2 separate regions of the Homo sapiens genome follow, and region 1 is linked to region 2. A link is a contact called in ENCODE Hi-C or POLR2A ChIA-PET data. All regions are on one chromosome and are shown on one strand. The core of a region is the stretch at or near the end of the contact, and the rest is flanking DNA. Distances in the headings are between cores, read along the strand shown. Region 1 has its middle 62 kb from the start of CD2AP. Region 2 overlaps TNFRSF21 (TNF receptor superfamily member 21).

Region 1 (6,116 bases), core at 3,419-5,918, 170 kb before region 2:
AAGTTCTAAAACTTTTAATGTGTTTTTATTGGTTTCTTACAAAACCCAGGAATGACCTGAGGTTAAAAGTGGTTTGAGATTTATTGCTAATTAGAGCTTAAATCAAGATTTTAGCCTATGTGCTTTTTTTCCCCTTCTAACATAGAAGGAAAAAACTTACATTTCTGAATCATATTTTGCTTTCTGGCATAATAACCAAATGACATTTAGGTATTTAAAAATGATTTTGTGGGTAGCTAGAAATAGCTGTACTGGGGACCAAATTAGGTATGTAATAGGATGAAATGGAATGTCTATGGATATCTATGCTTCTTAATTGATCTCAAACTACTTAAAAGTTAGCTTTTATCTGAGAATGAACATACTCTAATTTATGGCTTTCTCATATCCTTTATGAAGGATATCCTTATCTCTTAAATATTATAATCAATTTGCCCCTCAAAAGTCAGGAAGGTGATGCTGGAGTTAAAACCACTCATTTGTGCAGTAGTCAGACCTCATTGTTTAGTCACCACAGACTTCCGAATTATCACTCTCTACTTGCCATTGTATTAGTCTTTTTATCATGGCATGGGTAATTGACTAGAAATGTACAATGTGAATACAAATTTAAGATCACTATTAAAGATAAACTATTCCCCCTTGTCCTTGGCAAAACTATGCATAATATAATTGAGGCTTTATTTAGTTTTAAAATTCATTTATTTACGACATGAAAGAGAATGAAGTTGGACCTTTACCTTAGGCCATATGCAAAAATTATCTCAAAATGAATCAAATACCTAAATTAAGACCTAGAACTATGAAATTCTTAATCTGAAACCAGAAGAAGTTGGGCACAGTGGTGTGTACCTGTAATCCCAGCTATTTGAGAGGCTGAGGCAGGAGGATCACTGGTGCCTAGGAGTTTGAGCCTGGCCAACACAGAGAGACTCCATTTCAATTAAAACAAAACATAAAAACAGAAAACAGAGGAAAAGCCTCATAACATTGGATTTAATAATAATTTCTTGAATGACTTCACAAGCACAGGCAACAAAAGCAAGTAGATAAATTAGACTTCATCAAAATTAAAGCTACTGTGGATCAAAAGGACATTATGAAAGCAGGGAAAAGGTAACCCACAGAACAGGAGAGAGTATTTGTAAACTGTATCTGATAAGAGGTTAGTATCCAGAATTTATAAAGACCTCCTATGATATAACAATAACAAAAACCCAAATAATCCAGTTTTAAAATGGGCAAAAGGTTGGGTGCAGTGGCTCACATCTGTAATCCCAGCACGTTGGGAGGCCAAGGCAGGAGGTTCACTTGAGCCCAGGAGTTTGAGACCAGCCTGGGCAAGATGGCAAGACTCTGTCTTGAAAAAAATAAATAAATAAAATAAAATAAAATAAAAATGGGCAAAAACTTGAATTGACATTTCTACAAAGAAGATATATAAATTGGCCAATAAACAAATTAAATCATCGTTTGTTTGCTCATCATTAATAATTAAGGAAATTCCAATTAAAACCACAATGAGCTACCACTTTATGCCCATTAAGATGACTACAATAAAACAAACAAGCAAATAACAACAACAACAAAACAAACCCCTAAAAGTAGCAAGTCTTGGCAGGGAGAGAGAGAAATTGGAATCCTTGTGCATTGCTCGTGAAAATGTAAAATGGTGTGGTCACTATGGAAAACAGTGTAGTGGTTCCTTAAAAAGTAAAAATAAAATTACCACATAATCCAGCAATTCCATTTCTGAGTATATACCCCCAAAAAATTGATAGCAAAGAGAGACTTGAACAGACACTTGTACACCAATGTTCATAGTAGCATGATTTACAATAGCCAAAAGGTGGAAGCAACCCAAATGTCCATCAATGACTAAATGGGTAAACAAAATGTAGTATATACATACGATGAAATATTATTCAGCTTTAAAAAGGGATGAAATTATAACAGATGCTACATCATGGGTGAACTGTGAAGATATTATGCTATGTGAAATAAGCCAGATAGAAAAGGAAATGTATGATTCCATTTACATGAGGTACTTAGAATAGTCAAATTCATAAGGAAGGAAAGTAGAATGGTGGTCACCAGGGGCTGAGAGAAGGAGAAATGGGGAGTTTCTGCTTGATGGGTGTAGAGTTTCACTTTGGGGTCATGAAAGACTTCTGGGGATGCATGGTGGTGATGATTGCACAACAATGTGAATGTACTTGATGCCACCGAACACTTAAACATGGTCGAAATGCTAAATTTTATGTATATTTTACTGCAATAAAAATGCATTTTTATATATTATTAATTTGGATTTTACTAAAAGCAGACACTGTGAGACAAGAATTTGAGAGTAATTAGTTTATTTGGTATTGAAATAGGTTTTGCAAAGATTACGACAGTGAGAGAAATCTAACATGGCTGACTCCATCTTGCTTTTGGCTTCACAGGCTGGCTGTCTTTGATCATTCTGGGCATAGGACAAGCTAACTATGGGAGGAATTTAGTCTATAGTTTAACTTGAAAGCAAGGATGATAGTAGCCCTTCCCTGGAACTAACCACTCCTTGCTCAAGGGTGGAAAACTAACAAAAGGCCATGAGGCTAAGATTATAGAAGGCCCTGAAGTCTGCTAATATGTAGGCGTAGTTTCCATAATCATTTACTGCTCAGGAGTCATGTAGCCAGAGGTCACAAAATTTGTGACTTTCCCAATTGCTCCCAAAGATAACATGACTATTGTAAAACCTAAGAGTGGTCTTTTGAGATATTTTTCAGGTTTTTGCACTGCAGCAACTGACTGACCCTACCAGACCTGTGACTCATGACTTAACTGGTCCTGTGACCCCCACCTCTCAGAGGCTGACTTAAGGCTTGAGCACCATCTCCCACACCCCAATAATTTCACTTCCAACCAATCAGCTGTATCAATTCCCTAGCCCCCTGCCCACCAAATTATCCATAAAAACCATAGGGTCTGAGTTCTAAGGGAGACTGATTTGAGTGATAGCTCCACTTCTTCTGCCTGGCCAGCTTTTTGTTAATTAAACTCTTTCTTTACTGCAATACCATGGTCCCAGTGAATTGGTTTTGTCTGTGCCGCTGGCAGGAAGAACCTGTTGGGTGATTACAGTATCTCAAGAAATACTGTTAGTGAGTGGGCAAGAGAGGCAAGGAATTGAAGACTAATAAATGGTCTGTGTTATCAAGCCAGTTACTGTAATGGACAATTGGAACTTAATCCAGCTGGCAACTCTGGAGATCCAGAATAACACAAACCTCAGAGCTATTTCCTCAGTGGGGTGAATGAGCTGAAGTCTTGCCTCACCAGTTCCCATCAGTCATTTTTTAAGGAATACTTCCCAGATATCTGTTCATTTCCCTAAGCCTGGTGCAGCAAAGTGCACTCCAGTGGTCAGAGAAAATCTTTGGGCAAAGGGACCCTGATGCTGGCAGGTGGACATCATAAAGGCTGAGACATTGGCAGCATCTACCTTTATTTATTTATTTATTTATTTTTTACAGACAGGATCTTTCTCTGTCACCTCTGCTGGTGTGCAGTGACATGATCACAACTTACTGCAGCCTTGACTTCCTGGATTCAAGCAATCCTCCTGCCTCAGCCTTCCTAGTAGCTGGGACAACAGGCATGTGCCACCATGCCTGGCTAATTTTTTTATTTCATTTTATTTCTTTATTTTTTGTAGAGATGAGATCTTGTTGGGTTGCCCAGGCTTTGATAATATATTTAATTTAGACTTTTTTCTCTCTACTAATTCAAACCAGACCAGCATTAATTAATTTAAATTGGAAAATATTTCTTGATTATGCAGATCTTGAATAGCATACTATAGAACATATGGAATGTGCAGTATATATTAGACATCATGCCATACCCTTCCTGTGACTGCCCGTGTCTCTAGCCTGTAGCATGGTCAGCTTTGGACCAAGTCTTCACTTTGCAATGGACTCTTCATCCCCCACTCTAGTAAGAAAGAGCACACAATGGCCTTTCTTTTTGAGGAAGAAAAACTTGGGTGGAAAATCTGGGTTTTCTTCCAAATGTCATTAAATATCATTTAATTCATTTTGTATCCTCAAACATTCCACATATATCAACAGCTTTTCCTGTAAATATTAAATAAAAGGAGGTAAGAAAAAACAGGAGGCAATGGCAGTGGAGAAATCTCTTGGAGGAAAGCTGAGAGCACAGTCCCCGTGACTGAGAGTTTCAGAGGGTTGGCAGAGCCATGAAGAACAAAGTGAAACTGTGGCTGTCGAGCAGTGAGAATGATCAAGGCTTTTATTTACATTCCAGTGAAATCTAGGGACAACTCTCATTGTGCGACTATTTATGGTGGAATTGTTTGAAACTTTGCAACTTTCTCTTTGGTGTTTTTACCCACTTCCTGTTTCTTGTTGTGATTAACAGTAAAACGAAACCTAATCACACAAAAAGCTTTTAGGAAACCATAAACCGGTAATATGGTTTCAAGGTGATCTTGGGGTCACATAAATTCTTCTGATGCCTCGGGCGCTGGAGAAGATGAAAATCTTTATGGAAACACCACTGAAAATGGAAGCCGATGGTCCCACCTCAATAACAAGGGAATAAGGAGCTTACCACACCTTTTATCCTTGACACCCATTGGGCTACAAGTTTCCAGTCTGGCTTACAGCTGAAGAAATTTCCACCACGTAGACAATGGGAAGACAAGAAAATGGTCTGTTGGCATGCTAAGTTGAAATCAAAACCTTCTCCATGGAAACGTTTTGAAACGTTATGTTTAGATTCTAAGGTGCTGACAGTAAAGTTGCAGTTTAAAGAGGTTTTATGGTCTGAAGACGGTAAATAGTAAATGCCTTACCATTTCTCGCTTTTGAGACCTAATCCATTTTTATGTCAAGAAATTCCGTATATGTAAGATTTAGTGAGTGCAAAGAATGTCAGCAACCATTGTGGAGATTTTGCATTCTGTCTGCCTGCCTGGCTTGTATTCTTAGATGCACGTATACATTTAAACATGTATAAACTTATACATGCCCTTCCTGAGGTAAGAATACTTGACTGAAAACTGTGGTATATAGGAATAAGTTATTCAAACTAATTGTGTACTTAATCCTATACAACCCTTTTCTCTCATCTCAGAAGAGGACTGTCTTGGGTTGGTGTTGCCATCTAGTGGCCAATATGGGAAACTGGCAAATGCATGACTTCTTCCTTTTCCTTCTTTCTTCCTCTCTCATTAGCGTGAAGAACTTGGTATACACCCGACCTTCTTTCAGATACTCATCATGAACAGCTTAGCAAAAGCCTCTAAAGATAATGTCTTTCTTACACAGATGGATAGACACAACACACACACAGACAACACACACACACAGACAACACACACACACAAACTCTCTCTCTCTCTTTCAAGCCCCTTTCACTTACAACCTTCCCTCCCAACTGTTGCTAATTGTATCTGTCTGGGTCTCCCACAAGGCAATTTTGTCATCTGCATTCTCTCTCCTTCTTGTTGTTGTTAATTTGTGAACCCCTTCACTCAAATTAATAAAAGCCGTATTTTTTTTATTTTTTATTTTTTGTGAGGCAGAGTCTCTCTTTGTCACCCAGGCTGGAGTGCAGTGGCACAATCTCAGCTCACAGCAACCTCCACCTCCTGGGTTCAAGTGATTCTCCTGCCTCAGCCTCCTGAGTAGCTGAGATTAGAGGCATGCACCACCATGCCCAGCTAATTTTTGTGTTTTTAGTAGAGACACGGTTTCACCATGTTGGCCAGGCTGGTCTTGAACTCCCGACCTCAGGTGATCTGCCCGCCTTGGCCTCCCAAAGTGCTGGGATTACAGGCATGAGCTACCACATCTGGCCAAAAGCCATATGTTTTCCGAAGTAATTGGACACGCTGAAACTAATGTTGTAAACTTTAAAACTTTTGTGGAGCCCCAGAAGTGTCCTTTTAGAATCTCTAAAAGGTTTACAGGGAGTTCCTTCTTACCTCTCAATTAGATAGAGCTGCTTTTGTCAATTGCCAGTATTTAAGGCAAAATTTTAAAATCACTTAATGTATTTGTACTTGCTTACATTTGCCAAAGTAAAACTGGTAGGGCAAGCCA
Region 2 (5,502 bases), core at 2,233-4,732:
CATGTTGAATTGTAATTCCCAATGTTGGAGGTGGGGCCTGGTGGGAGGTGACTGGATCATGTGGGCAGATTTCCTGCTTTGGCACTGTTCTTGCAATAGAGTTCTCACGAGATCTGATTGTGTGAAAGCATGTGGCACCTCCCCCTATCACCACTGCTCTGACCATGTAAGACATGCCTGCTTCCCCTTTGCCTTCTGCCATGATTATAAGTTTCCTGAAGCCTCCCCAGTCATGCTTCCTATACAGCTTGCAGAACCGTGAGCATATGAAACCTCATTTCTTTATAAATTATCCAACTTCAGGTATTTCTTTATAGCAGTATGAAAACTGACTAATACAGATATATTACTATATTTCATTGAATCCCATGTCAATTGTAAGATATACCATTGTCATTATGTATTACTGAGAAAGAAAATACTGTTAATTATAATTGTAAGAGACACCTCTATTTCAGAGATGTTAAAATGTGAAAAAAATATGCATCATAGAATTTTAATAAATATAGTAGTTGAGCTTGCTGTATGCAGATCGTAAGGAGAAAAGTCTAGGAAACAGATTCTTGGGGTCTTTATATTAATATACACTCCCTGCCCAACACACACACACACACACACAAACACACACACACACACACACACACACACACTTCTTCTTAGTATTGCCTTTAAGGTTGAGATAATTCAACACAGACAATTTATTTAATAGATTATCAGAGCACCCATTATGTATTGAGCCCTGTACCAGGCACTGAGATACTAAATGAAACAAAACAAAACACAAAGCAGAATCATCCCTTAGGATGCTGACAGTTTTATAGGAGGGATAGATATGTGAGCCAGACTTGAGAATATATTCTGTGAAGCTGCTATACAGAGGGATGGAAGTGGGCTTTAATTTTTTTCTGAGACAGAGTGTCTCACCATTCAGAAAAGGCTGGGTCTGTTAGTGGATGACATTTCCCACCCCTTTAATCTACACCCTTCCTGGCTTTCTCAAAAAGTGCATTGGGAGGAAATCAGAATCAATACTGTGAAAAGAAGCTTATTTTCTCCATCAATTACCAGTGCAGGAGAGCACATTTTCACTTTTTCTTTTTAAAGGCAAAACACCGATTTGGATAAAGTTGAATAGCTTCCAGCTTTGGCCTAGCTTCTCCACTCTGTGTTTGTGAAAGTGTCCCTTATTCTGTTATAACCCAAGTGTCAATAACAGGTACACTTGCTGATGAGGAATTGCATCATGGTCAGCAGTAGGTTTTATTTTATATCAGTTAATTTCGAGGTTTTCATCACTTATTTTTCACCATTTCCTTGGGAGAGACTAATGTCATTCCTGGTTTTTTAATAAACAATTGCCACAGAGGAAACTTTGATCGATCTACAGTTGGACTTTCACAGGACAGGCTGAAATTAAATGCCCAACAACTAAAATGACTTATCACCAAAAAAGTACTAGAAAAAAAACTTGGGGGAAATGTTTTGTTTTTATAATCACAACAGTAGAGAATAACATAAAGCACAGAAGCCGTACAAGAACAATGCAACTACTTAACAATAAATACACAAGCCAGAAAACACCGTATACAAATCAAAAGACAAAATAATCACAGGTTGAAATTGTTTGAAACATAGGGTTCAGTTTCTTGAAAAATAAGGAGTTTTTACAAATTAAGAAAAAAAATGTGCAGTCTTGTGAACAAGACAGTTCACAGAGAAGGAAATACTGAAGCCTTTTTTTTTTTTTTTTTTTTGAGACGGAGTCTTGCTGTGTCGCCCAGGCTGGCGTGCAGTGGCGCCATCTCGGGTCACTGCAAGCTCCCCCTCCCGGGTTCACGCCATTCTCCTGCCTCTGCCTCCCGAGTAGCTGGGAATACAGGTCCCCGCCACCACGCCTGGCTAATTTTTTTTGTATTTTTTAGTAGAGATGGGGTTTCACCGTGTTAGCCAGGATGGTCTCTATCTCCTGACCTTGTGATCCGCCCGCCTCGGCCTCCCGAAGTGCTGGGATTACAGGTGTGAGCCACCGCGCCCAGCCTGAAGACTTTTTAAACATGCAGATTTTTAACCTCTCAGGCTGGCATGGAGACCTATAATTCCACATCTAGGAAGATATCTTACACATGTTCACATGCATTCAGAATGATGCAAGTACACATATATTCATTGTAGTGTCATGTGTAATAGCAAAAGAGTGAGGAGATCTACAAATGCCCTTCACTAGAGGACTGGTTATCTAAGTTATTGAACATCTGTACAATGGAACAGCATGCACTTGTCAGAAGAAGTGAGTCAGCTCTTCATGTGCTAACCTCAAGAAGGGTTAAACGAAAAAAGGCCAGGTGAAGAATAGTATGTAGGATGGGGCACAGTGGCTCACACCTATAATCTCAGCACTTTGGGAGGCCAAGGTGGGCAGATCACTTGAAGTTAGGAGTTTGAGAACAGCCTGGCCAACATGGTGAAACCCCATCTCTACTAAAACTACAAAAATCATCTGGGCCTGGTGGTGCATGCCTGTAATCCCAGCTAGTCAGGAGGCTAAGGCACGAAAATCAATTGAATACAGGATATGGAGGCTGCAGTGAGCCGAGATTGCACCACTGCACTCCAGCCTGGGAGACACGAAAAAAACAAAACCAAAAAAACAACAGTATGTACATTGTGCCACCATATTGCAAAAATATATACATATATATACACACACACACAGTATATACATAGATGTTAAAAATTGTTTTAAAAAATAAGGGGGGTGGAGAACATATATACTTATTTATTGGTATAAGTATAGACTGTCTCTATCTCTGGAAGAGTATATTGTGACTTGGTAACAGTAGTTACCACCACGGAGGGAAACTGAGTTGCCGAGACTTGGAAGTCAGAGGTTAAGGTCAAAGGTTAACTTAGACTTGTAGACCATATGCATTGTAATTCTAATGGCATGAATCTAATTAATGGACTTATTATGCAATGCTAATTTAATCAGATTTGATGAGTTCAAAAAGCCCGAGTCATAAAGATGAACTTAAGCCTTCTTACTTCAAGGTCTTGAGTTTCCTACGAAATTACTTTCCATCCTCCACAGTGTCTTATGGCAAGCTTTAAAAAGGTTTGCGAAACTTTTTCTCATGGATAGAATTATCGAAAGGCTTTTTTGTGGGAAAGATTTTCCAATAGAAGTTTAGGGAAACCTAAGGAATTTCCAATGGAGCATGATCTCCTCATGTTCCGATGGTGCTGAGCTCTTAAAAGTCTTGGCAATATTTTCAAACGTGAGTGGGCTCCAGCTCTGAACCAAGAGAACCCACTTATTCACTGTCCTCACTTCCTCTTTTTGAGAAAGCTAATCAGTGAGTCAGCTCAGGGCTGCAACACCACTACCGTTGATGTCAGCAGCCTGGACAGCCTGCAGACACCCGTGCCGGTAGCGGGGCGGGGCTGCCCCCCCTTTTCCCTCCCTCCGGAGCCAGCTGGTTCTTACCAGCTTTGGCAGCTTTGTGCAGCACTATTTGTTGTGGCTTTTCTCCTGTACATACAGGAAAGGCACAGCTCTCTTGCTTAGGGCAAGGATTGGCTATTGACACTTTGACTTAAATGGGGGTGGATTTATAGACTTTGGGGCTCAATTTTGAAATTAACTCTTAGAAATGATGAGAATTCTAAGACGAGGTATATACAGAAAATTATAGCCAACTACCTTGATTTGAGTTTGGGGTATTTAAGCGAGAAACCCACCGTGACCAGCTAACCTAGTCTAACTTCATAGGCCTTAAGTAAGGTTGCAGTTGAAACAAAACCTTTTCATTATTCTGTGCTTGAACAGATCTGGGGTGAGTGGGAGTGTTTTTTAAAATAATTCCCCAGTGGTTTTGGCATTTTTTTGGCCAGGTTAATCCTGAGATTCCCCTGATGGTGGGTGAGTTTGTTCTGCAGGCTCTGCATTGGCTCCCAGCTTAAGGTTCACTCACCTATGCCATCTCTGTGGTCTGGCTTGGGGGTTCCCAAGGAAGCTGAGCAGAACATCTTGGTGTTGTGCTCCTGTTCTTTCTTCCATCCCATGACATCCAGTGATCCCAGGGAGCTCTAGACAGCAGATGGCCCTCGCTGTCCACTTGGCAATTGACAATTTAGATTTAAGTGTTGGTGCTGTTCCCTACTTATGCAATGGAAGCACCTCCTTGCTTCATGTACTAAAGTCTGGGCTGTGCAGGAGAAGAAGAAAGAAGGAAAGAAAACAAGAGGTTTTAACTCAACAATTAGAAGCCCAGGAAAAGTTTGGGGAATTTTTCTCTTAAAGTTACTTGACTCTTGGCCCTTCTCTTTAATTTTTTAAAATAATGTTTTAAGAGAAGACTTACGAAGCAAAGAAAATTTGGAAGCACATTACAACAAATAATAAATCTACCATCTAGATTCAATTGTTATTCACATTTTGGCATATTTGCTTTATCTATGTATGTATACGTTTCCAGTCCATATTCCCATTTCGAAGACTTTCTCTAAATTTCTTATAACTGATAATCCTTCTTTCAAGCATTTAGAAATCAGCATTTTTCCATTTGCCTCTTAAGATTTTTGTTTGCAAAAAAAAAATTGGGTACATTTGGGTTCTGCTTGCCAAGACCCCTTACTCTGGATTGAATTGAACAAGAATTCACACTCAGAAGAATAATTTTAAAATCATTGTCTCTCATCATCTGAAACTTTTTTTTTAGGGTGATGTATTTGTTTTTATTTTTTAAGGGAGAAATCATTATATACAAGTATTTTACAGTGTCCGAACTTAGGAATTGAATAGATTCAGATAAATTGTTTTGTGATGAGGCTGGTAACCTCATTATATGAACCCTTATTTATATCTGAAATCCTGGAACCACATAGATTTGAATAAGAAAGCATTTCTTATTATCTGAATTCCTCTTCTCTAAAGACCACATAGATTCAGATATCAAGAAATACTTTTCTGGCAAAGAAAATATGCCTTTTTTTCCTCCCAGAGCCCATCTTATATGCCTGTATAGGCCTATAGAAGGTCTTGAAATCTAATTTGATTTTGATTATGTGGGCAGCTGGGAGAGCAGGGGAAACAGGCTTGAGATAATATCATAATTCTTAAATAGTTGTAATTTTATATTTATTCGCGACTAGAATTCCTTTGAGATAAACCTTTAGTAGAAATTGAATTTGTTTGTTTGTTTTTTTAACCAGCCACTTGTCTGTTGGGATCTGAAATATTTTCAATAGAAAACAAAGTTATTGGCTACAGTTGAGGTATCTGGTATTCACAGAATCTCTCATATTTATCTTAGCGCAGTCATCCAGCTGGAGTGTAAGTCTGCCATTGAGTCCCAGGTACTTGCAGATCTCAACCTCTACCCACTTCACTCTAGCGGAGGGGCTCGGGCAATGCCCTGTGGTCATGTGATCGCTTGTAATCAGTTTACAGGGTTTGTCAATTTTCTCTAAATGCTGTGGGGTCCAGACAGGGAAGTGACATGG

What was found. A loop is a pair of places that touch in the nucleus more often than their neighbours do. ChIA-PET counts read pairs that join two places held with the same protein, here RNA polymerase II (POLR2A). Pooled maps may share reads with other maps.
Region 1: a map with no recorded cell type shows a loop between it and region 2 (6-fold over the local background). The contact joins two enhancer-like sites. A Hi-C loop is called at or near these places in 2 of 37 single-sample maps with no recorded cell type and 9 of 50 pooled maps. POLR2A ChIA-PET finds 5 or more read pairs at or near these places in 2 of 52 experiments (PC-9 and Panc1).

Annotation. Positions count from the first base shown.
Region 1 is chr6:47,413,228-47,419,343 of GRCh38, reverse strand. No RefSeq gene overlaps it. Among named protein-coding and RNA genes, the nearest start is that of CD2AP, 62 kb to the left of the region's middle. RefSeq lists enhancers at 4,643-4,692, 5,195-5,254, 5,265-5,314. Within about 2 kb of position 4,668, at least 12 of the 41 ENCODE cell types and tissues checked have a DNase peak (open chromatin) inside an H3K27ac peak, as active enhancers do; they include PC-9 and Panc1, where a contact is called at or near this core.
Region 2 is chr6:47,240,576-47,246,077 of GRCh38, reverse strand. The region is part of intron 4 of TNFRSF21 (TNF receptor superfamily member 21); the gene reads left to right. Among named protein-coding and RNA genes, the nearest start is that of TNFRSF21, 67 kb to the left of the region's middle. RefSeq lists enhancers at 3,038-3,267, 3,488-3,617. Within about 2 kb of position 3,482, at least 27 of the 41 ENCODE cell types and tissues checked have a DNase peak (open chromatin) inside an H3K27ac peak, as active enhancers do; they include PC-9 and Panc1, where a contact is called at or near this core.